Regions from separate parts of the Homo sapiens genome. Here all the other regions are linked to region 2. The links are chromatin loops, found by intact Hi-C in ENCODE. Cell type or tissue: PC-3. All regions are shown on one strand.

Evidence for each region. Peaks named below come from ENCODE experiments on the same cell type or tissue, not always from the same donor. Only the 100,000 strongest peaks of a DNase experiment are listed, where the experiment ranks them.
Region 1: a loop joins it to region 2, with 4 times the contacts of the local background. A loop is called at or near these places in 11 of 110 quality-filtered maps.
Region 3: a loop joins it to region 2, with 9 times the contacts of the local background. A loop is called at or near these places in 39 of 110 quality-filtered maps.

Annotation. Positions count from the first base shown.
Region 1 is chrX:38,171,202-38,179,201 of GRCh38, forward strand. SRPX (sushi repeat containing protein X-linked) reads right to left here. Exons shown (of 10, transcript NM_006307.5): 2 at 7,084-7,143; 3 at 2,959-3,150; 4 at 680-856. Among named protein-coding and RNA genes, the nearest start is that of SRPX, 46 kb to the right of the region's middle. In PC-3, a CTCF peak has its summit at 4,159 (motif pointing left); a DNase peak (open chromatin) is centred at 4,130.
Region 2 is chrX:37,822,378-37,830,377 of GRCh38, forward strand. No RefSeq gene overlaps it. Among named protein-coding and RNA genes, the nearest start is that of DYNLT3, 21 kb to the right of the region's middle. In PC-3, a CTCF peak has its summit at 3,051 (motif pointing left); a DNase peak (open chromatin) is centred at 3,044; H3K4me3 peaks cover 355 bases; H3K27ac peaks cover 431 bases.
Region 3 is chrX:37,492,575-37,500,574 of GRCh38, forward strand. It overlaps the pseudogene FTH1P19. Among named protein-coding and RNA genes, the nearest start is that of LANCL3, 75 kb to the right of the region's middle. In PC-3, a CTCF peak has its summit at 3,391 (motif pointing right); no DNase peak of the experiment used is centred here.

The DNA.
Region 1 (8,000 bases), 350 kb after region 2:
TAAAGTTTGAGAAGCAGTGCCTTAGATCAGTAGCTCTCTATTTGAGTGCCTCACAATCCCTGGAATGCTCATTAAAAAACAAAATGCTGTGCCTGACCCCTAAAGTTTCTGACTCAGCAGGTGGTGGGGGTGGGTTGGTAAAAATTTGCATTCTTAGACCAGGAGATGCTACTGCTGCTTCTGCTCCCAGGACCACACCATGGGAACCACTCACTGCCCAACAAACCCAGAGTAAGGCAAAATATCCAAATCCCTTCCAGCTGAACAAATTGAGTGCTTGCTGACCACCAGAGTCAATGACAAAGAAGCTACATTGGGGCTGAAAGACACATAGATGTTCTCTACTGGACTGTCCCTATAGTGTCAATAACTTTGCTCAGGCCCCCGAACTAAAATCAGCAGGAGTATGCCACATCTCTGCCAGCCTGTAGTTGCCTCAATAGCAAACCAAGAAAAAGACAAAAGTCAGATGGAAGCCATCAGCTACGAAGTCAGCTCCAGGATAGACACTGAGGTTAGATCTAGGGCTGAGCCAGAGAACCAGTGATGCTACTGAGAGCAAAGTTGCATGCTTAGGCCTTACAGGAGGAATAGTGATGCTCCCTTTACAATCCACGATGTGAACACCCCCTGCTCCTCCCAAAGCAAGTGCCTCCTAAGGGCTGTGGCATTTTCTTACCCACACAGGAGGCTGGCCGGCCGCTCCAGGCCTTGTTGTCCATACATGTGACGGTCCGCTCCCCTTTCAACGTGTATCCTGGTGAACAATAATACTCACACCGGGAGTTAAAGTAGGCACCATCTACACACTTAAACCCTCCATTTGCTGGCATGGCAAGGGTAGGACATCGCTTTTCTGAAAATGAGAAAATCAGATATTCAGCATTTCTTAGTTTTTGTCTATAGAGTTTCATTTCAGAGTCTAGAAACTCTGAAAGCATGAGGTGAAAAGTTAATTTAAATATAAGAAGGCCAGGCGCAGTGGCTCACTCCTGTAATCCCAGCACTTTGGGAGGTCGAGGCAGGTGGATCACCTGACTTCGGGAGTTCGAGACCAGCCTGACCAACATGGAGAAACCCCATCTCTACTAAAAGTACAAAATTAGCCAGGCGTGGTGGCGCATGCCTGTAATCCCAGCTACTCGGGAGGCTACGGCAGGAGGATCGCTTGAACCCAGGAGGCAGAGGTTGCGGCGAGCTGAGATTGCGCCATTGCGCTCCAGCCTGGGCAACAAGAACACGACTTTGTATAAATAAATAAAACAAATGGAATTTAAGAAACAATGGATGGTTTTATGTCACACAGAAGACACAAAGTTTCCTGTCACACTGGCTTGGGTTGGCAACCCAGCTAAGCCACTATCTTAGGTTGAGCTCCCCAGAAGCAGATTCTGAGATACGGATTTATGTGCATGAGGTTTAGTAAGAAAGTGCTCCCAGGGAGACTAGTGAGGGGGTGAGGAAAGCAGAACAGGGAAGGGGAGAAATCCAGGCAAGATGAGATCTCAGGCAAAGTCAGCAGCAGCCTGATCCCATAGGGAAGCTCTGGAGTGTGAATGACAGCTCATTCTGTCCTGCCCCCAGGCAAGGAAGCTGGGCTTTCATAATTCTTTATCAGTCAGTCATTGGGCAGCTACAGGCTGCTCACAGGAGATGCTTTCTCTTGTGAAAAGAGAACGAGAGTGAGAGAGTGAGAGAGAGAGAGAGCGAGTGGGATCAGTCCTCTGAAGGAGCAGTCTTCTGAATAAGGTTGAAGTTCCAAGTCTTTAAGAGCAAAGTACTCAGAAGCTGGGTACTGGATACATACAACTAGTAAAAGGCATCGAGGAGATCTGGGTAGAGCAGATTGTCCACTACAGTCACCCAGTTGCAGAGTCTGCATAGTCTCGATGACATGGCTGCAGCCTTGAAACCTCAGTTTCCCTGACAATGAAGTTAACATAATGGCACCCATATTGATAGTGTTACTGTAAAAATCAAATGTATGTGAAATTCTTGGCAAACCATAAGCGCTCAAAAAGTGGTGGCTGTTTTGAATACCAAAGACATCTAAAATGTGCTTCAACAATGCTGTACCACTTGCAATTTTCCAAATGAGGTATGACTTGTCATGAAGCTAAAAGCCAGCCCCTGAAATGCTGCTCCTCTAAGCTTCTCCCTTGAGGCACACTCACTTTCATAAATAAGCATCACTTCTTCTGTGACTCTTTCCTGCCTCCCTAAGCCCCACTCCTTGGGAGAACACTTTTTTTTTCTTTTTTTTTAAGAGATGGAGTCTTGCTCTGTCACCCAGGTTGGAGTGCAGTGGCACAATCTCGGCTCACTACAACCTCCGCCTCCCGGGTTCTAGCAATTCTCCTGCCTCAGCCTCCTGAGTAGCTGGGATTACAGATGCACGCTGCCACACCCAGCTAATTTTTTGTATTTTAGTAGAGATGGGGTTTCACCGTGTTGCTCAGGCTGGTGTCGAACTCCTGAGCTCAGGCAACCCACCCGCCTCGGCCTCCCAAAGTGCTGGGATTACAGGCATGAGCCACTGCGCCCAGCCAGGAGAACTCTTCTTTAATCTGCTACCATATGTCCCTGACTTTGTACCCTTCTTGTACTTATCTCCCAGTTGACACCTCTGCCTTACTAAAGCCTCTTCATGGCAGGACCCATGTGCGTCTTATTTGTTTCTAAATCCCCAACACCTCTTCAGGATCCAGCACTAACTGAACAAATGTAACTCATTTTCTGAACAATGATCTTCTCTCCCCTTTTCTCAAACAGCTGATCATATCATTCTCTCTGAGAGGAGCCAACTCACTTCCACCATATCTTAGAATCCCCCTGGTGTCCCCCTGATCATAAGGAGAATTTTTCTCATCAATATTCAGTGAAAATCCTCAATCTCAGAGCAAAAGAACTTTGGCTCTGGTCATCCCTGAGGACCCAACACAGAGCTGGCCTACTCACGTTTGCAGATGACCTTGTCAGACCATCGTTTGTTTGACTGGCAGATCAGTAGGGAAGAGCCATGCAGCTCGTAGCCCTTCTGGCAGCGAATGTCGCACCTGGTTCCCAGGGCTGTTTTGTAGTATCCTCCTTGAGGGGCCCTGCAGTACACATCCCCATACTTCACCTTGATGGGGGAGCACCACGGGGTATCTACAAGTAGCAGAAACAAAAGAGGAGATAAATATGAAATGACACTTTCAGAAAATGTGTCCCCTTACTCTTACTGTCCCAGGCTGGCTACATTCCAAATTTTGGACCTTCAATTAGTGCCCCATGTTTTCTTAGGTGTCTCCGGGTAGGGAGGTTATGATCATGGGACTAAGTGTCAGATATATCTGAACATGAATCTGAGTTCCTCTATAACTGACTGTGTGATCTTAGACAAGTTAGCTAACCTCTCTGAGTCAATATCTATACTTATGCCATAGTGCTGTTACAAGGACGAAATAAAAATTGCATATCAAGCATCTAGCACAGTACCTAGCATATATGTTCAATAAATGCTTGTTCTTTTTAGTATTTCCCTTAACTAGATACATAAGATTTTTTATTTTTATTTTTTAGATAATTCTTTCAAGGGCAACTGATGTCATACATAGCGGTAGGGATTCAATAATTGGTTAATTTGGATTTCGTCTGAGCCGTATGCACATTCTCTCTAAAATGTTGTAATACTGGCATTAATCTAAATGATGCTACAATTTCCAGGTGTTTGTAACAAGATATAAATTTCGCTTAAAGTCACAGAACAATTGCTCTCCATAGAGAAGTGTCCCCAGTTATGCCCCATTTACGTAACAGGGTGACACCCTCCCCAGATGGCAAAGTTGCAGGTGTTTTGATTTTGGTCTCATAGTTGCCCAAAGCACAGCTGGGATGAAATGAATAAATCAGAACCTCCCTGCTGTGCTTTTGAAATGTTCTCTTTGAGATCCATAAAATATAAGGGCAACACTAGCTCCTTGGTGGATAAGTTCCTACAGCAGCCACTGCCCCATTGTCCCACAATTGATGGGGAACAGTGAGGAGTTCCCTAAAGCCTGCCGGGCTCTCAATGCCATGAATAGGAGCCACTTCCCTGCAACTGCCTGGCTCATCACTCCAACCCAGCACCTGAGCTGTCAGTGAGTGAGGTAAGACCGCCATCATGTGGCCAGGAAGGAGGACAGACCCTGTTTTACTTTCCCAGGAATTCTCTTCTGAGGATATGCCTCCAACTGCTTCTCAGTTACAAAAACCAACAGTTCTGGCCACGTCTTATGCATAGACCACTGTTTTAGTTTTGCCTTCACATTTCCTTCAGCTAATACTTTCTCTTTTTTTTTTCTTTTTTAGAAACAGGGTCTCACTCTGTCACCCAGGCTGGAGTGTAGTGGCATGATCATTGCTCACTGCAGTCTCGGCCTCCTAGGCTCAAGTGATCCTCCTGTCTCAGCTTCCCAAGTAGCTGGAACTACAGGCACGCACCACCGTCCCTGGTCTGGCTAATACTTTCGTCATATCATGTTTTGCAGACAGCTGCAAGTGAGCCCTAAACTCAAGACTCAAGTAATCTTCCCTGGACTTTCTAGGTAAAGGTGATGTCCTAAAGGCTTAACCTAGAGCTGATTAAATTTAACCATGTGGATATAAACGTGTAGGAGCTCACACAAGGCCTAAAGAACTTCCTTGAATAAATTTTCCTTCCTCTAAGGGTTTTAATATAATCTGTATGTACTACATATATTTGTGATATACAGTACTCCCCCTTTGCCCACGGGGGATATTGGATGCCTGAAGCCTTGGATAGTACCTAACGCTATATATACTGTTTGTTTCTTACACAAACATACCTATGATGAAGTTTAATTTATAAATTAGGCATGATAAAAGATTAACAACAACTAATAATAATATAGAACAATTATAACAATATACTGTAATGAAAGTTAGGTGAATGTACTGTCTCTCTCTCAAAATATCTAATATTTTGGGGCTGCGGTTGACTGAAGGTAAATGGAACCTTGGAAAGTGAAACCGCAGATAAGGGGGAACTAATGTATGTATATATATGACCTGCATACTCATACATCACAAACTCACTCAATTAATATGAATATATGATGGTATTCCAAGCAAAAGAATCAAAAGCCATGCTTGCCACATACCAGGAGCACCGTAAATGTTGGTTACATTTAATTTTCTTTCTTATTTTACTTTAATTCAAAAACACTTACTCTGTGCTGGACATTGTGCAGGGGCCTCAGGATCTAAAACTAAACCCTCACTTAATAATGGCTTGTCTCTAGCTTTTAAAATTAAAAAAACTTGGCCAGGTGCAGTGGCTCACGCCTGTAATCCCAGCACTTTGGGAGGCCAAGGTGGGTGGATCACCTGAGGTTAGGAGTTCGAGACCAGCCTGGCCAACATAGTGAAACCCCTGTCTGTACTAAAAATGCAACATTAGCTGGGTGTGGTGGCGTGTGCCTGTAGTCCCAGCTACCTGGGAGGCTAAGATAGGAGAATCGCTTGAACCTGGGAGGCGGATGTTACAGTGAGCCAAGATCACGCCACTGCACTACAGCCTGGGTGACAGGGTGAGACTCCATCTCAAAAAATAATAATAAAAATAAATAAAACTTAAATTTTATTGTATGAAGCGCACAACATGATGCTTTGATATACTTATACATACTGAAATGATTGCTACCAGTAAGCAATTTAACTGACAATAGAAACAATGCCCTAAGAAAATTTATTCTTAAACATTCAGGGTAAGTTCTAGGGCAAGCACACATTTTGGCCATCTGGTCTACCTGTCACATTTGCAATGCTGTGAGGTGAAGATGGATGTGAAGAACAAGGACCTGAGGGCACTAGGCAACCCCTGCTGTAGATGTGAAGGGTCATCTGTGCATGCATGTGTTTTAGGAAGATTTTTCAACAAGGGACTCAAAGAAAAAAAAATCTAAACCCATAAATAGTTAAGAAGTTTTGCGAATTAGAACCTTTCCTTACCCCAAGCATCTGATTAACGTATTTGTGCTTTGCTTGATTGGTTAATTCCTGAGGCTATGGAGATAGAAACTATAGGTAGGAATGAGTATTTGCATTCAGATCTCACAAAAAAATGTGGTATGTGATGGGAAGCACACCTGCACATAAGCACCAGGCACCAGTCATTATATTGGAAATATTGTTCACTTGTGTAGAAAACAACTGAAGGACATCTCCAGTCAAAAGTTGTCCAGTCCTACCCTGATTCTCCTGTATCTGAGACACATCACAACAAACAAGGGCCATGTCCTCATCCCAGGAATTAGGACAAATTTCCAGGGCAAAATGCCGCAGTGAAACTTTGTTAACCATTTTTTTTTTTTTTTCAAATTCTTCCTCCACTGTAAGAGGAACTAGATTCAGAGAGAAAGCATCTCTAAATTTACCTTCATTTCTCCCAGGTTTCCCTAAGCTTCAGAGAAATGTTTCACCAGTAGAAATATTTGTGGACATACTTACCTGAGTCTGGACAGAAGGTTCTTGTTTAGGCTTTTTATACGTGCTGGGGAGTGGATTGCTGGGAATATGTAGAGATGGAGTTCTTTATCATTAAGTTTCATTTGAGCAACATACTTTAACATACCGTTTCAGAAGCCATGCTGGGCTCAGAAAGAGCACGATGAAATGAGCTTATGAAAATCAAGTTTTCTCCTTCCCCATTCATCTTAGTACATTATCAGCACTTGGTCCAGATTTGACCTTAGGTGGTTTACTCTGGATGATTCTGGCTGTAATGTATGAATTAGGCTTGATTTTCACTTTCATCAGCTACAGCTGCCTTTGCAGAAGTGAGGACAGTAAAGAAACTTATGAGAATAAAATGACCATTGGGATGCTGAAAGACAGCATTTCAGAGATTTCCAATGCATTTTGCTTTATTTCCTTTTTTAAAAAAGGGAGTATATATATATATTTTTTTTTCCTTGATAGATAATTAGAACTTAAATGTGTTGTCTGGTCACTTTATTACAATCTGTTTCACAAGGCAAAAAGGAAAGTTCTCCTGGCACCAGCAGGTCCTCATTAGCACATAAGCAAAGCATTCACCTTTATATCTAGGGTGTGAATACCCGACTTCATCGTCTTCTAGTGGTGAGTCTCCCGATCCTACAATAAAAAAGAACAGAAACTGCAGCAAGAAAAGCCACATAGTATGGACGCATATTTCAAAGCATTCCTTTGCCACAGACCATGCAGGAGGTGCTATTAGAATGCAGAGCCAAGAGCAAAAGCTTCTGTGGCCATTCATGAAGGAACAAACAGGAGATCTCTCAGAGTGAAACCGGCTGAGCTGAGATTGCCAAAAACCAAGCAAAATGAGCCTCAAACTGTTTTGGAATCACCATATGCCAAGTGAAATTCTGGAATAGGGAAACAGAGAGAGTCAACTTCACTCTGAGAAGATGCCAATGTATATGAATCTCATGCCAGGGGAGATGCAATAAAATGTGTGCATCAGACACAGTCCACAGTTTCCCCAGCAGTCAAAGAAAACCCAGTAGAACTGGGTGTTTATGGTACCTGAAAACAGGTCCATCTTGTGAAATAAATTTAAATGCAAGATAAGGAGGTAAATCAAATGTCTTATCTTGACAAAAGAAACACAAAGTTGCTTCTATATACAGCATTTGTAGGAAATGAAGGCTGAAATAGACTATCTGTGTGCTTATTTAGAACCTCTCATGAACGTATGGCTCAAGTAAAATTTCTTTTTTTTTTTTTTTTTTTGAGACGGAGTCTCACTCTGTTGCTAGGCTGGAGTGCAATGGTGTGATTTTGGCTCACCGCAACCTCCGCCTCTTGGGTTCAAGGGATTCTCCTGCCTCGGCCTCCTGAATAGCTGGAATTACAGGCATGTGCCACCATGCCTGGCTAATTTTGTATTTTTAGTAGAGACGGGATTTCTCCATGTTGGTCAGGCTGGTCGCGAACTCCCGACCTCAGATGATCTGCCCGCCTCGGCC
Region 2 (8,000 bases):
TTATGCATGATCTGATTTGTGCACATATATTGTTTATAAGATGTTAGCCTCTTCTAAATTTTGATAAGAAATTCATTTCCAGGCCACTCATGTCATCCCTGTTTCAAAAACCCTTGAAGGCTTCCTGCTGCTTCAAGAAAGAGACTTAACTCCTTAATGTGGCTTAAAAGAGATTTCATGATTTGGCTTGTGTTTACTCCTTTTGCTTTACTTCTTCATTTCTTGATAGTATACCTACTGTCAAGGGGGCAATCTCAAAGCTCTTCCAACCTGTCACAGCATTATGTGCAAAGTCCATAAACTTTAGTTGATACTGAGACGTTTCCATCATTTCTACTGTCAAGCCAGTCAATTCTCAGTTAACAGCAAACAACAGACTACTAGCATTATGTTTTCCATCTTTCCCTCCAAATCTACACATTCAATAGGCACATGATTTTCTTCCCAAGTGACTATAGGCAACATTTATAACAAATGCTTTGCCTCTGCTTAACAGGGATCTTCATCTTTTCAGTCTTCAATATGTTTCCTTAACACCCACCAACCTACCACTCTGTCAAAGTCACTCATTTTAGATTTTGTTATAGTATGCCCTAGCCACTGTATCAATTTCTGTTTTACTTAGTCAGCACCTGGTTCTGCTGAAGTAACAACCCCCAAAATCTCAATGGCTTAAAGCAACTAGAGCTTATTTATTGCTACATTATGTGATCATTGCATGTTGACTGGGGCCAACATTTTTCTTTCTTATGGACCCAAGCTAAGATGGACTCTATCTTCTTGCTTCTACAATGTGCCTGGAACTTTACATACTTCATCTTGTTTAATCTTCACAACAATTATTATCTGTGCTTTCTAGGAGAGAAAACTGAGTCATGGAGATATTAAGCAATTTTCCCAATGTCATGCATCTAAGAAACAAATCAGTTAGGACTTGAATCTGGACAACGTGTTTCCCCCTAAGCTTACCCTATACCTTCGTAAGATATTTATGAAGAGTCATGGTAAATGAATGGAGATAATAAAATTGACTGGGATGGGAAGAAGGGGTAGGGGTTTATCTCAAAAACTGATCTTGGAAGAGAATGATAATTTCAAACTTAAATTTTAATTAGTGACAGTATATAAAAGCAAAATTATGTTATGATGTTAAACAAACAGCTAAAAATTGGGTGAGAATAACATGTCTCTATTTTAGTAATTCCATTTACTCAGCAAAATGCTTATGGCACGATTCTTTAATTTAGTGCAGTACAGCTTGTATGTCTAGGGCCACTGTGAGTCCTGGAGTGCCTGGGATTATCTGCGTAGATTGGACATGAAGGTTTAATGGCCATGAAACAGGCAGTATTGCTTGACGCCCTAGGATTTGTATGGGAGAGCTGAGGTAGACGCTCAACCCCCGGCAGCATTCTAGGTGGAAAAGAACCACTATAAAAGGAAAAAGCTGGGGTCCTCTCACAGACTTTGCTCCGGAAGCTGAACAGAGTGTGGTGGAGAGGAGCTTTTTGAATGCAGCACTGAGTAGTGTGTCCCTTTGTCCCCTGATGCAGGATGAGAGTTCAGGTGTCTGTTAACTAGTTGAGCTCCAGGAAACTGGGAACTGAGAACAGACTATAGAGGACCATCATGTTTTGAGGTCATGTGGAATTGTCTCTAACACTTGAGGACCATTTCCCAATCCAGCAAGTATCTGACATGGCAGAAAAGCACAGCAATGTCAGTGAGTCTGTGAGGCAAGTAACACCTGTAGCGACAGCTACAGCCAGAAGGGATGCCATCCACCTCATTAGTGTAGGACACAGATGATCACTCTCTCCTCCTTGCAAAACTTTCTTCACCTGGCTTTCAGGACCACACACACACTATTCTAGTTTTCTTTTTTACCTCACTGCCTGTCCCCAAGTCTTTCTTGTCCCGGTAAATAGAAACTCCATTTGCTTAGGCCAAATATTTAGCCTACCCCTGACTCTTCTTTCTCATACTTACCACATACAATTCATTATTAAATCCTGTCAACTTTCCCTTCAAGCCATTTCCAGAATATGATCCCTTCTCCCACACTTCTTACTATAGCCACAGTGACCATGTCAATCCTCTGCTCAAAACTGTCAGAGCTGCATCATCTCACAGATATGGTCCTACAAGATCAGATTTCTTGTCACCTATTTGATCTTATTTCCCATCATTCTCTCCATTTCTCACTGAGCTCCAGCTACACTGGCCACCTTGCTGCCCCTCACACATACTGAAACTAGTGCCACCTTAAGATCTTTACATTTGTGCCCCTCCCCAACTTCCTGGAATATGTGGCTTGCTCTCTCACCTCCTTCAGGTCACAGCTGAAATGCCATCTTTATTAGAGAAATATGCTCTGACAGTACCATCTAAAATAGCAGCCCTGCCACCATCCCCTCCTTGAATAACTCCCAATCTCCCTCTCCTATTTCTTATTATTACCTCTCTATAGCACTTATTGCCATCTGAACATATTTGTTTATTGTCTGCCTTTTCACTAGAATGTAAGCTGTAGGACAGAAAAGTTTTATTTGTTTCCTGAGAGCCTGGGCTTGTTTTGGCACACAGTGAATACAAAGTAAATATTTACTGCATGAATTACTGACCTAACCCCATGTTGCGTTTGTAGAAAGAGACCAGCAAAGGAGAATGAGTCTTGGGAAGTTAGGCTAAAAGAGGCCTTGGAAAGGCCACTGAGGAATCCAAATGAGACACAGCTGAGAGACCTTAAAAAAACAGAAGGAATTGGAATTCCAGTGATTTCTCTGAAAAAGAGTTGCTACAAACCAGAGACTGCTGCTGTTTTTCAGGGGCCTAGGAAATGTGGTTCCAGCATGATGAGTTTAAAGTTTGACATATTTTAATCAGCTTAGCAAAGGCATTCGTTTTATAGAAAAAGCTGGATATATGTGACTATATATCTTGGGTAGGGGGTCAAAATGAGCAGAGAGCCATCATTTTGAATCTTAGGGAGAGCACAAACTTCGAGGCTTACATTCACAATACAATCAATGGCATCCTTCTGTCCCCTGGTGGCCACACAGCTAAACTGCATGAAGAGATAAAGTCTTTGAAGATAAAACAAAACAATAATTTCAAGGTAATATCTTTCAAAGCCTGTACCAACCATACATGTGTGTGCAGTGCATGTGTGTGTGTGTGTGTTTTAGCATAAAGATCTCCCAAGGTTTCTTTTTCATGAAACATGTCCGTGCTGCCTTACTCTGAGTTCAGCATTAAAGGGGACCAGTTGAATGGAAGACATTACCCTGACAGCTACCTTTTGCTGTAAAACACACCCCCCAGTCCAGACCACAAACAAGCTCCTTTCATAGCCATCTGCCAGGTGTGTTTGTAGAACTGATATCTGTTGAAGCTTGGAGGTTTGTATAGGCAACCTTAAAGTCTGGGATTCTACAACTTTATGATGATTCTTTCTCATTCTATCCCCTTCCAGTCTATGAGTCTGGGCATCCCAAATTTTCCCACTTCAGGCTTTCACTTGTTGGAAGCATCTACATCATCTTTGGATTCACTTCTATTTGTCCCATTTTAGTTCTGCAAAACCTTACAACAAGTATTCTTGAAGAAAAAATACCAGAATAGATCCTGCACAGATGAAAAGAATTAATTTAGCATTGTATATCTGTTACATGCAAGCTTGTATAGATTTAGGTATGTGTAACAGATATCTAAATGTCTGTTCAATTCTTGGTTTGGAGTTGCTAGTCCATGATATTAAAGGTGAAAAAGGTCCTGTTCATTTTATAGATGAATTAAGTGCAGTGAAATGCTTACTTCAAGATCACATAGCCAATTGGAGGTAGAGCCAGGACTAGAATGCAGGCCTTCTTACACCTTACCAAATGCTGCTGTTGGCAGCAAAGAGACAAAGCTATCAGCATCGACGAAGCTGACCCCAGTGAACAGTGCTCCCTGTGGTTTTAGATAGTTCAACAAACCTCGTTCAGCTCAGCAAACAAGAAACTAAACTTCATGACATCCTTAGTTTTGCTCTGTGCCTGGCTGCCTAGACCTACCAATCATGATTTCCAGGGGATTCCAACTCCATGATATCTCTTACATTCATCAATTTTCTTCCAACTTCCACAGAAATTGCTGTGGTTCAGACGAGTCATCTAGAAGAAACCCTGTTGCAAGTTCTATACAGCACACATGTGCCAACACACACACACAGAGACACACACACACACATGCTTGCATGTACACAAACACACACACACACACACACACACACTACCCATAAGTATATGTAAAGAGAACGGCGGGTATTATATCCCAAGCATGCCAAAAACAGTAGGCCCAGTGTGTATGACTGTTGTGCTTTTTTGGGGGGTAAGCTGTGATTCACAATGAATTCCATTTTAGAATGATAATTTTAAGGGCTGGCACAGGATCTCTTTAGCTATATATGTATACATTGTATATCTGTACATGAGAGAGCCACTTGCTATTTTTAAGAATATTGTTTTCTCGCTTCTTAAAACAAAGTATTATTTTTAAATTACAGAAGAAACACTATTTATTAAGATTTGAAAGGTATACATCCTATAACCCAGTAATCTCACTTCTAAAGTGGATACATGGACCCAAGGAAGTTTGTACAAAGATATTCATAGCAGCATTGTTTTGTAAGAGTGGAACAGTAGAAACTACCTAAATGTTCATCAATAGGAAAATGAATAAACTGTGTCCTATCCATACTGTAGATACAGTATGGCAGCTAAACTCAACAAGGTGAGTCTGTATATACTGACATGAAAAAAAATCCCCAAGGCATACTGTTCCATAAAAAGAGCAGTCTGCAGAATCATATATATTATTTACAATAAAAAATACATTCATTTATTCATGTAAATGTGCAGAAAAGCCTGGAATCTTATACATCAAAATGACAGTATATTTTACCTCATGGGAGTACATGGGAAGGTGGGGGACAAAGAGAAGACAAGATGAAGGGCAAGGGGCATTTTAGGCTTTTGTTATATCATGATGTTTTGGCTGAAAAACAATATCATGTATTGTGTAATTTAAATTAAGTACTAAAAATTAATATGTAATTGTTTAACTATTTCAAATCATATAATACATAAAATAAAAAGTGATATTTCATCTTTACTTTTCCATAATTTATTTATCCCTTCCCCTTTTGGTGGACACTTTAAAGTTGTTTTCATTTTTTAAATTTGTTATTACAAAGAAAATTCTTCTTTGCTTTTTTTCTTTTTCTCACTCATGTTATTATTTCTGTAGTATAGATCTCTAATACTCTGGTCATGGAACATAAGCACTTAAAAATTTGACAGATGCTGCCAAATTGCCCTCTAGAAAGACTACGCTAATGATTCATAGAACATTAGTTCTGTCCATGTAAACTCCCTAGTTTACATTACCAAGCTTGCTACAATAGCAGTTGCACCCAGACGTTCTGATGGGGCCTCAAGTCCAGATGATAGCTGGCTTCATTTCCTTCCCTTTGTCGGTTGACCATTGGTGGAAAAAGTGCAATGTCTGACCAGATGGCCCAATCAATAGAGGGAGCTGGGGTAGAGTGAGAGGGGCTACTAGAAGACTAAATCTGCAGGAGCTATGAAACGCCGACAAATTAATGACCCATGGGCTACATGTGACCCACAGACATGTTTCTTTTGGCCTGTATAATGTTGGGCTACAGAGTGTGTAAAAAAATATGACTCAGTGGTAAGCATTAAAGGAACAGTGCTTAATCCCCAACTTGTGATGTTTTCTTTCAGGTCGTTCTCTATGTACAGATTTATCAATTCATATAAAACCCCTGATATTTCTTTATTTCCTCACTCCTTCCATGAGAGGTAAAATGGCTCCTTTTTCCCTTTTTCTTTGTAGCTGGTTCACCAGCAGAGCACGTTTCTGCCTTCAACTGGGCAATAATTCAAATTCTGGAGTTTAACATTAGAAAGACTAGCTGCCCTGAGATAAGTTCCATTCTGGAACAGAAAGGTAATATTTTTATTTGAAGCTATCTTTATCTTTGTCTCCCAATTGATTCAGAATTAAACTAGGAAAGAGATGTACTATTGATTGGACCTCCTTAAACCCAAACACCATGTTCTAAAATATGGAAATTTTGAAATTGAGAGATTGTGCATCATAATTGATATTTCTGGATTTTTTGAAAAAACTGGAAGATTAACCCTGAGCCCTTGTTTCTAAATTGTGTGCTATCCAACTTATCACAGTCCTTACTATTCCCTATTATCTGATACCTAGAATGAGAGACCACTGACATTGAGCCTCATGTGATAATAAAATTGTAGTAGACAGAGTAATACACCCCCCACCATCACAAAGATGTCCACATTCTAATCCTCAGAACCTGTCAATATGTTCATGGCAAAAGGGATTTTGCAGGTGTGATTAAGTATAGGGACAATATCTGGGGTGGGCCCAATATAATCACGAGGTTCCTAATAAGGGAAATATGAAAACAAGAGGCTCAGAGTCAGAAATGATGGAAGCAGAGGTCAGAAAGGAACGGGATTTGAAGATACTACACTGCTACCTTTGAGGGTGCTAGAAGGAATCACTAGCCAAGGAATTTAAGTAGCCTCTAGAAAGTAGAAAAGGCAAGAAAAAGGATTCTCTCCTAGAAGCTCCAGAAAGGACACATCTCTGCTTATACCTTGATTTTAGATCAGTAAGACCATTTTGAACTTCTGGCTTCCAGAACTGTAAGTGAATAAATTTGTGTTGTTTTAGACCACCAAGTTTAAGTGGCAATCGGAAACCAATACAAAAGTTAAGGAGAAAGTCAAACACTTCTTATACTGGTACACCTATCACGAGAGGGAAAACAAATTAGATCAAGATGGCTATACATTTCAGTAATAATGTGAGAGAGTATTTCTTTGTTTTGTTTTGTTTTTAAGAGACAGTGTGTCACTCTGTCACCCAGGTTGCAGTGCAGTAGTGTCATTCACTCTAACTTCAAACTCCTGACTCAAGAAATCCTACTGCTTCAGCCTACCTAGTAGTTAGGACTACAGGTGCACACCACCACAGCCAGCTAACTTTTAAAATTTTTGTAGAAACCGTGTCTCACTATGTTGCCTAGACTGGTCTTGAGCTCCTGGCCCCAAGTGATCCTCAAGTCTCAGCCTCCCAAAGGGCTGGGATTACAGGCATGAGCTACCACTCCCAGCCTACATTGCTGATAGTTTAGCCAGCATCCAACACTCCCCTTACCTTTCATTAAAAGTACTCTGATTTTTGTTTAAGTATTTAATGCTCTCCCATATCTTTGATATACTTTAGGGAAAACTAATGCTTCTCTGGTCTAAATGTGATTCTATCCTTGCTACAATGAATCATTCAGGAGCCCAAATTTAAGAAAGTCAATGAATAGAATTTCCAGATTAAGAGATTGGCTCAATATTGGGTATGTGGCTTAATTTTGTTTTTTTTTCTTCCTGTATTCTTTCTAGCTAGTGACCTAATTTTTACCAGTGCAAGTCTGTGAAATTGTTTCCTGTTTCTGTATTACAAACAACCTCAAAACGTAATGGATTGGCAGAAGTCAATTGGAAGATTCTTTTGCTCCACATGGTGTAACAGAGTTACTAATGTGCCTGCATTTAGCTAGGAGTTTGGCAGGAGGTAGAAATTCCAAAGGTGGCTTTTTATTCTTTGGAGTCCATCTTCAGATGACTTCTCTTCATTCAGTAGTCTAACCTGAGCTTCTTTACGGTATGGTTAACAGATTCCAAGGAGGAGCATTCCAAGAGACAAGGATGCAAGAACACAAAGAGAAAAATACAATGTGTAAATAAACTTTTGCTTTTTCATCATATGTCTCATTGGCCAAAGCAAGTCATATGTCCAAGTTCAGAGTCAATGAAGAAAGTGACTACACAAGGGCATGAATACCAGGAGAAGAGATTTATTGCAGGCCACTATCCACCACAGGAATGCTTAGCAGAGGT
Region 3 (8,000 bases), 330 kb before region 2:
CACGGGGTGCCTTCCCCTGCTCGCGCCACCAGGCGGGACGTCCATGTTCCCTTTTCAGAACATTCTCTTCATTTTTCTCCTCTCAGTTTTACCGTTGTTGGCAATAAAGTTATCTGTTCTCAAAGCAATAAAGGTGTCCAGCTGATGCGTATCTGCAGCACTCTCACCTTTTAGGAATCAGGGCACATCCCCATGCAGGTTTAAAGTAGGTATTCAGCAGTCTTTCCATTCAGCCCTGCCCCATCTGCATGCAGCTCAGGATCTGCGGGGGTGGAAGGGAAAGGTATTTTATGGGCCCCTGGAAAATACATTAGTCTTCCCCTTATAAACTTTGAGGGCATGTGGGATGGGGTGGGGTGAGGTGGGGTAGGGTGGGGTGAGATGTGTGGGGTGGGTGGGGTCGGGTGGGGCGTGCTGTCTTGGGCCATGGTATCTGTGGGTGTGTATGCATGGTATGGTATAAAACATGGTATGGAATTCATCCTAGCGGTTGCCTCTGGAGAAGAAGGGAAGGGAATGAGATTGGGCGGGGATAAAAATAATAGTCTTTAACTTGACATGAAAAGTTATCTTTTTAAAACATGCAATTGCTAAGTATTCTTGCTTCTGGGCAGCAAGATGGGGGCTCTGGGGGACAGTATGGCAGAGTACCTCTTTGGCAAGCTCACCCTGAGTGACACGGATAATGGGACTGAGCCTTAGGCTGCCTTCCCCACAGATATGGGGTGACTTCCTGCATCTTGCCCTTCAACTGTACCATTTCTTCCATTAAACTGGTTAAAAAAACAGCTCAAAAGAAGGACTGAAAAACATAAGGTCAAAGCTGAAGGTCAAATTTGTGATATTGAATATAAAGTAGAATAAATATAAAGTAGAATAAATGCCCCCAAATGTCAAGGCAGTGACTGTCTGCTCTGAAGAATGTAGAGGGGTGGCAGAGAGTTGAAGGTGCAGACCAGGCAGAGCCAGTATAGCCGATCCAGGTAGGAGACTAGTGCAGCTTGAGCTGTGATGGTGGCTGAGGAAATGAAGAGAGGTCGACCAGTTCCAGATGGACTTTCGACAAAGGGAGACAAACTTTACTCATGGACAGGAGGTGAGGAGTGGGAGAGGGGGAATATAATGTAAGTTCTGAAGTTTGGACCTGAGCACCTGGGTTGATGATGGTGTTATTATCTCCCGTGGGGATGGTTGCATGGGTCCCCCGGGGTGGAGGAGCGGGGAATGCATGCCATGTAAAGTCAGATTTTCATTAGACATCCAAGTGGAAATGTGAATCAAGGAGCTGCAAAAATGTCACGTTTCGAAGTAGACATATGGGGGACATTTTATAGACGGTATTGAAGTCATGTGATTGGATGACCTCACCAGAAAGAGACTATAAGGGAGAGTATGAGAAATCTAGTCCAAAGTGCGGGGCAGCTAACATTTAGAGGATGGTTGATGTGTTTGAACACCCAGAGAGTTGCTGGTCCCACCTTGACCTTTATCTGCCCCAAGCTTATTAGCTTATTCCCAATGTCTGCCCCCAAGCTTATCTCAAAATCATCCTCTTCCTGTGAAGCTCAATGTGGCCTCTGGTTTCTCCTTTCAAGATATAGAGAAAAGTTCGCCTTTTACCTTTTCTTTATGGCTATGGATAGAAAGGTATTATTTCCTAGTCAGAAGAAGATTCCATATGGAAATGATACACCTGTTTGTCTAAGATTTTTTTCTTGTTCCCCATTAAAAACTCTTCTCCTCTCTCAGTCTACTCTCTATTTGACCAAAGGAAACCTCCATCCATGTAAACCATAACATTGTCCATGTCTGTTGAAAAATACTTAAAAACATCTATTTTCTGTGCCACAAAAGAAAGTTACAAAGAAACAAGAAACAAAAAAATCTTGTTTCTTTTGTGGGCTACAAAGGTAAAAGTCAAAAATTTACAGAATATATACTTTAGTCAGAGACACTTGGGTAGCTTGCATCATTTTAAAGCTAGTGGATTGTTTTGGGCATTGTATTAGTCCGTTTTTCATGCTGCTGATAAAGACATACCTAAGACTGGGCAATTTACAAAAGCAAGAGGTTTAATGGACTTACAGTTCCACGTGGCTGGGGAAGCCTCACAATCCTGGTGGAAGGTGAAAAGTATGTCTCACATGGCAGCAGACAAGACAAGAGAATGAGAGCCTAGCAAAACGGGTTTCCCCTTATCAAACTATCAGATCTTGTGAAACTTACTCACTACTGGTAGGACAGTATGGGGGAAACCGCCCCAATGATTCAATTATCTCCCACTGGGTCCCTCCCACAAAACGTGGGAATTATGACAGTACAATTCAAGAGGAGATTTGGGTGGGGACACAGTCAAACCATATAAGCATTTATTAAGATACAAACAAGTTTAGCAGTGCAATAATTATCTTACACATTTCCATATGAGTGCACTGTAACACTTTTCTTAAAAATTAGGATTCTGGCACTTTGAGTTCAGTTTACAGAAAATGCTATTGTCCCTTTACTCATCTTAGTCAAATTTGGTCTTCTCGCTGTAGGTCTTTCTCTGCCTGCTGTAAGGACTTCTGAATTCTCTGACTTTGTCTCAGCTATTACCTACTGAAATATATATGTCCTTTGACTGTTCTCCTGTGGATATGAGAAAGAAGAGAGCAAGCATTAATTTTTGAGTGTTTCAAACTTTAAGTTGACTGAGGGGACTTCTTAATTTTCTGTTTTGGAGAGAAAATATGGTGTAGTGTTTTCTTAACCTCAGATTGCCTGGGTTCAAATCCCATCTTGGCCACTCATTTTAGGTAAACTTGGGTAAGTTGTTTAACTTTTCTGTGCCTCAGTTTCTCCATATGTAATATAGGGATAATAAAAGCATTAACCCCATTGGGTTGTTGAGATTAAATAAGTTAATACATGTAAATCACTTAGAGCAATGCCTGGCACAGTGTATGTTCACTATGTGGTACTCATGGTTTATCACCATTATCATCCTCTACTCTTTTAACTTTTATTTAGGTTCAAGAGAACAAGTGCAGGTTTTTATATAGGTAAACTGCTGTCATGGGGGGTTGTTGAATAGATTATTTCATCATCCAGGTACTAAACCGTGTACCCAATAGTTATTTTTTTGTTCCTCTCCCTCTTCCCACCCTCCACACTCAGGTAGGCCCCAGTGTCTGTTGTTCCCTTCTTTGAGTCCACGTGTTCTCATCATTTAGCTCCCAATTATAAGTGAGAACATGTGGTATTTGATTTTCTGTCCCTGCATTAGTTTGATAAAGACAATGGGTTGGAAGCCATCATCCTCTACCCTTATGTTTCTTTGTGGTCTTTATGCTTTGGGAAAATACTTCACTTCTACACGTTGCCACTGGGGGTCTCTCTTGCATGTCTAGTAACCAAGTTGCCCTGCATACTGAGAAGGAAAAAACCTTAGAAGCTGTTTGGTTGTCAGGTGTCTCCAGGACTCAGGAGGGTACATGGCTGTTTTCCCTACCCCCCACACCTCAGTCCCAAGACAGGAGGAAGGTTGTGCTGTGACAACTTTCTGTGCTATACTCCACACCCCCCACACCCCTATTCTATCTCAACCAGCTTTCCCTTGAATTTACTCCTAGAACACTGTGCTTGTGATCCAAATTTAGAGACTAGGGTTTTTAAATGATAATTTGGTGGGTGGGGGCTAGCGAAGGGGTCATCCTCATTAATTGGGTCAAGGATTAAGTCATGGGGGTTGAGGCTGTCCTCTTGTGCTAAGTCAGTTCCTGGGTCAGATCACAAGACCAGTTAAACCAGCTTACCAGTCCAGGTGGAACCAGCTGGTCCAACAGAATGAAGGGTCTTGCACACCAGTCTTAAGTTTTACAATAGTGATGCTATCTATAGAAGCAGTTAGGGAGGTTATGAGCCTTGTGACCTCTGACTACATGACTCCTGAGCCATAATTTCTAATCTTGTGGCTAATTTGTTAGTTCTACAAAGGCTGTTTGGGTCCTCAAAGAAATAAGGGTTGTTTTGGGAGGTTGGAAAGCATGGATTTTGCATGCATGAAGGGCATGAATTTGGGGGCCCCAGGGGCAGAATGCTATCAACTGAATGTTCATGTACCCTCCAAATCATATGTTGAAGCACTATCTTCCAAGGTGATAGTATTTGAAGATGGGGCTGTAAGGAGAAAATCCTGGAATCATATAGAAATACCTTCCCCCAAACTGGGAGTGAGCTAAGAGATCAAGAAATGACTTGGAGAAGTCCAGCTTGGCGAGTAGATGAGATTATTAGGATTCACATAGGAGGCACTCCGGGACAACAGCAGGACAGCTGTAGAGATCTGCACCGCTTATTATTTTTAAAGTACTTTTCAGCTAATTTTCTGGCTCCTTGCTTACTGTGTTTAAGCGATGAGACTTTTTCTTGATAGGTTCTCAGATACTGTCTGGAATGTTTGAGTTCTCAGGGACACCTGCTCTCTGGCTGGGCAACATGGCCTTGGCTCATGGCCTGGCCTTCAGGGTTTGGGCAGCAGAAATAAACCTTTTAGTAAGCTGATTGGGACCCTTCACACTACAGGGGCCTTCAAGATATAATTAGGTTTAGATGAGGTGAGGTCATGAGGAAGGAGCCTTTGTCTGATAGTCCTTACAAGAAAAGACACCAGAGAGCATGCTCTTTCTCTCCCTCTCTCTCTGCCATGCCATTTGAGCACACAGTAAGAAGTTGGTCATCTGCAAATCAGACAGCTGTCACCAGAAACCATGTGATTACCCTGTTCTCATACTTCCAGCCTCCAGAGCTGTGAGAAATAAGTTTCTATTAAGCAATACACTCTATGGTATTTTGTTGTGGCAGCCTGAGCAGACACTTGGGGAGCTGGAAAATAATACTGATGTTGCTGTTTAAACGCACTAAGTCATACCCTCATGCAAGTATTGGATCAAACATAACATAACTTTATTGTAATTTCAACATTATTGTATTTGAAAATATTTAAAGTGAATTGGAATCCTCTCAGTTCCATTGATTTTGCATACAGACACACACACACACACACACACACACACACACACACACAGACACAGACACAATTTTGTCCATTTTGTTTTATCACAAACTGGTCTGTCTTATACCATGGATTGTTAAACTATAGCCTATAAGCCAAATTCAGCCAACCATGTCTTTATAATAAAGTTTTATTGAAACGGAGCCATGCCCATTTATTGATATATTGCCCATTGCTGGGTATTAACTGCAAAGTCAGAGTTAGTAGATGAGACAGAGACTATATGACATGCAAAGACTAAAATATTTAGTATCTGTAGGAACAGACCCTAAATTTACCTAAAAATATTCACCGGAGATTTTTAACATTTCAATGGTCTTTCACTGTCCAAAATGCTTATTGTAGCTTTCTCATACATTTTCTACCACCACTACTCTTTGGCAGAAAGCAATTGCCTGAATTATCTAATCTAATATGCTCATGATTTAATCAATTATCTCAGAAAAGAGATTATGACAGACACTATCCATTACTGATACAAAAGCCATTCTATACTTTCTTCCTTAGTAAGAGAACATTGAAGTTTTAAGAGTCATGGTGTTGACAGTGTCTTGGGATAAATAATAACTAGTCAAAATGAATCGTGAAAATTGTTTTTCTCTTTCAAGATATTTGCTTTCCTACTATTTCCTGCTGCTAGAGTTTGCCAGATGAATGAGTTCTCACCAAATACATAAATGGAAATAACATGGATTTCTAATAAAATTTTACTTGCCTGATAAATGACAGCACTTTGTGAAAATAATAATTTCACCTCATCCTTGTCATGCTGATTGAATGCTGGTATGGAGATGTGATCTTTGTGCAGAAACAGCCACTTGGTATCCATGAGGACAAGGCCAAGGGAGTTGCAGAACCCAGTGTAGAGCCCTGTCATAATTGAGTCAGAAGTATAAACTCTGACATTTAATATGCCCCAGGGTTCCTGATAAATAACAGCAGTTAGCCTTGCTACTTAAGCTACTTTGTAGATATTCTATTTGTTATGATTCATCTGATATAAAAAGACTGTAAGGAGAAGGCATTTTTCTGCTCAAAGGGTACACACATGTTGTAAGTTGAAAAAGTTCTGAAGAACCAATGTACAGCATGATGACTATAGTTAATAATAATGTATTCTATCCTAGAGTTAGGAGAGTATATATTAAGTGTTCTCACCACTAAAAAGCAACTATGTGAGGTAATGGATATGCTAATTGGGTTGATTTTGGTAATCATTTACAAGGTATACACATATCAACACATCACATTATATACCTTGAATATATATATATATATGTATATATATATATATATTTTGTCATGTATACTGCAATAAAGTTTCACAAAAGAAAAAATTAAATGCATCTTTCTCCTTGCTTTTACATAGCAAGTATTTGTCAAGCGCATGTTACGTTAGGTACCATTTCAGGTGCTTTCCAGACATTGCCTGTGTCCTTCTCACAACAACCCTGTGAGACATGGATCTCCCCTATTTTACATCGAGAAAATGGTTTCAGAGTAGTGTCACTATCTGAAACCTTATAGTTAGTAGGTGATAGAGTCAGAATCACCTGGCTTCAGAAAGAGGTAATGTCTTTGCATCATTTCTGTTCTGCTGTCATCTCAATTCCTTGTTCCACATGCCATAGGAGACTTTATTTAAGCAACAGACCTGTGGAATTGGTCTCTTCGTATCTTTTTAATAAATAAATGGCAGGTTTGTGCGTTTTGTGTGTGTGTGTGTGTCTGTGTGTGTGTACATGACCCTTCCAGGTGTTCAGACTCAGAGTCCGTGTTCTCTCTGTTGCATCCAGCCCTTAATGATCAATTTCACTCTCCATGTTCACTAAACACACAATTCCATAAACCTTGTCTGCATCTCTAACTGGCTGCTATCTCATGCTGTAATTCATAGCCAGTATTCTAGAAAAGGTTACCTGTTCTTGTTGACTTCCCAGGAGTAATGAATTTCTTTAAGTGTTGGGAGAAGTAATATATCCACAATGTTCAGAAATAAAACATATAAAAGGGTATATTATGAAGGCTTCTCCCTGTCCCTGTTTTTTGAGGGGGAGGTTTCTGTATATCCTTATATACATTTATTTTACGGAGTTATCAGCATACATGGATATATACCCTCCCCCCTCACCCAGACAGTTGCTTAATTCACAGCACCCCGCACCTTGTACCACTGGGCACACCTAGCTTTTTGGTTTGGTGAGTTAAATAACACCCAGCTGTGATGGGCGCTTCAGGTTACCCTCAAGCAGGAAGTGAAAGCTATGGCTGTGCTGTATACTGCCAAGCTGAAAATGGAAAGTTCTTTCTTTTGTTTGTTTGTTTGTTTTTGTTTACTTTTGTGTTTTTTATTTGTTTGTTTTTGCAGGCGGGGCAGGTGGTGACAGAGTTTCACTCTTATCACCCAGGCTGGAGTGCAGTGGCAGGATCCCCGCTCACTGCAACCTCTGCATCAACTGATTCTCTTGCCTCTGCCTCCCGAGTAGCTGGAATTACTGGCGACCACCACCACATCTGGCTAATTTTCTTTGTATTTTTAGTAGAGATGGGGTTTTGCCATGTTGGCCAGGCTGGTCTACAACTCCTGACCTTGTGATCCGCCCACGTTGGCCTCCCAAAGGAAAGTGTGTTCTAATATGCACAAAGAGCCCATCTGTGAAAACTAGGGGATTGTTTCTTGTTTTGTTTTGTTTTGTTGAGGAGGGGTGGTTCTAGATAAGAACTCTTTCAATTCACAAGCTGACCACTACAATAACAGGAATGAGATGTCGGTGGCCACACATGACAAAGAATACAGATGTTACAAAATGAGTTCAACAAAGTCACTAAACCAGCAAACAACAACTGGAACAAATAACAAAAACAAGCGTTGGAGTCTCAGTCTGTTCATGCTGCTATATCAAACTTCCACAGAGCGGATAATTTATGAAAACCAGAAATGTAT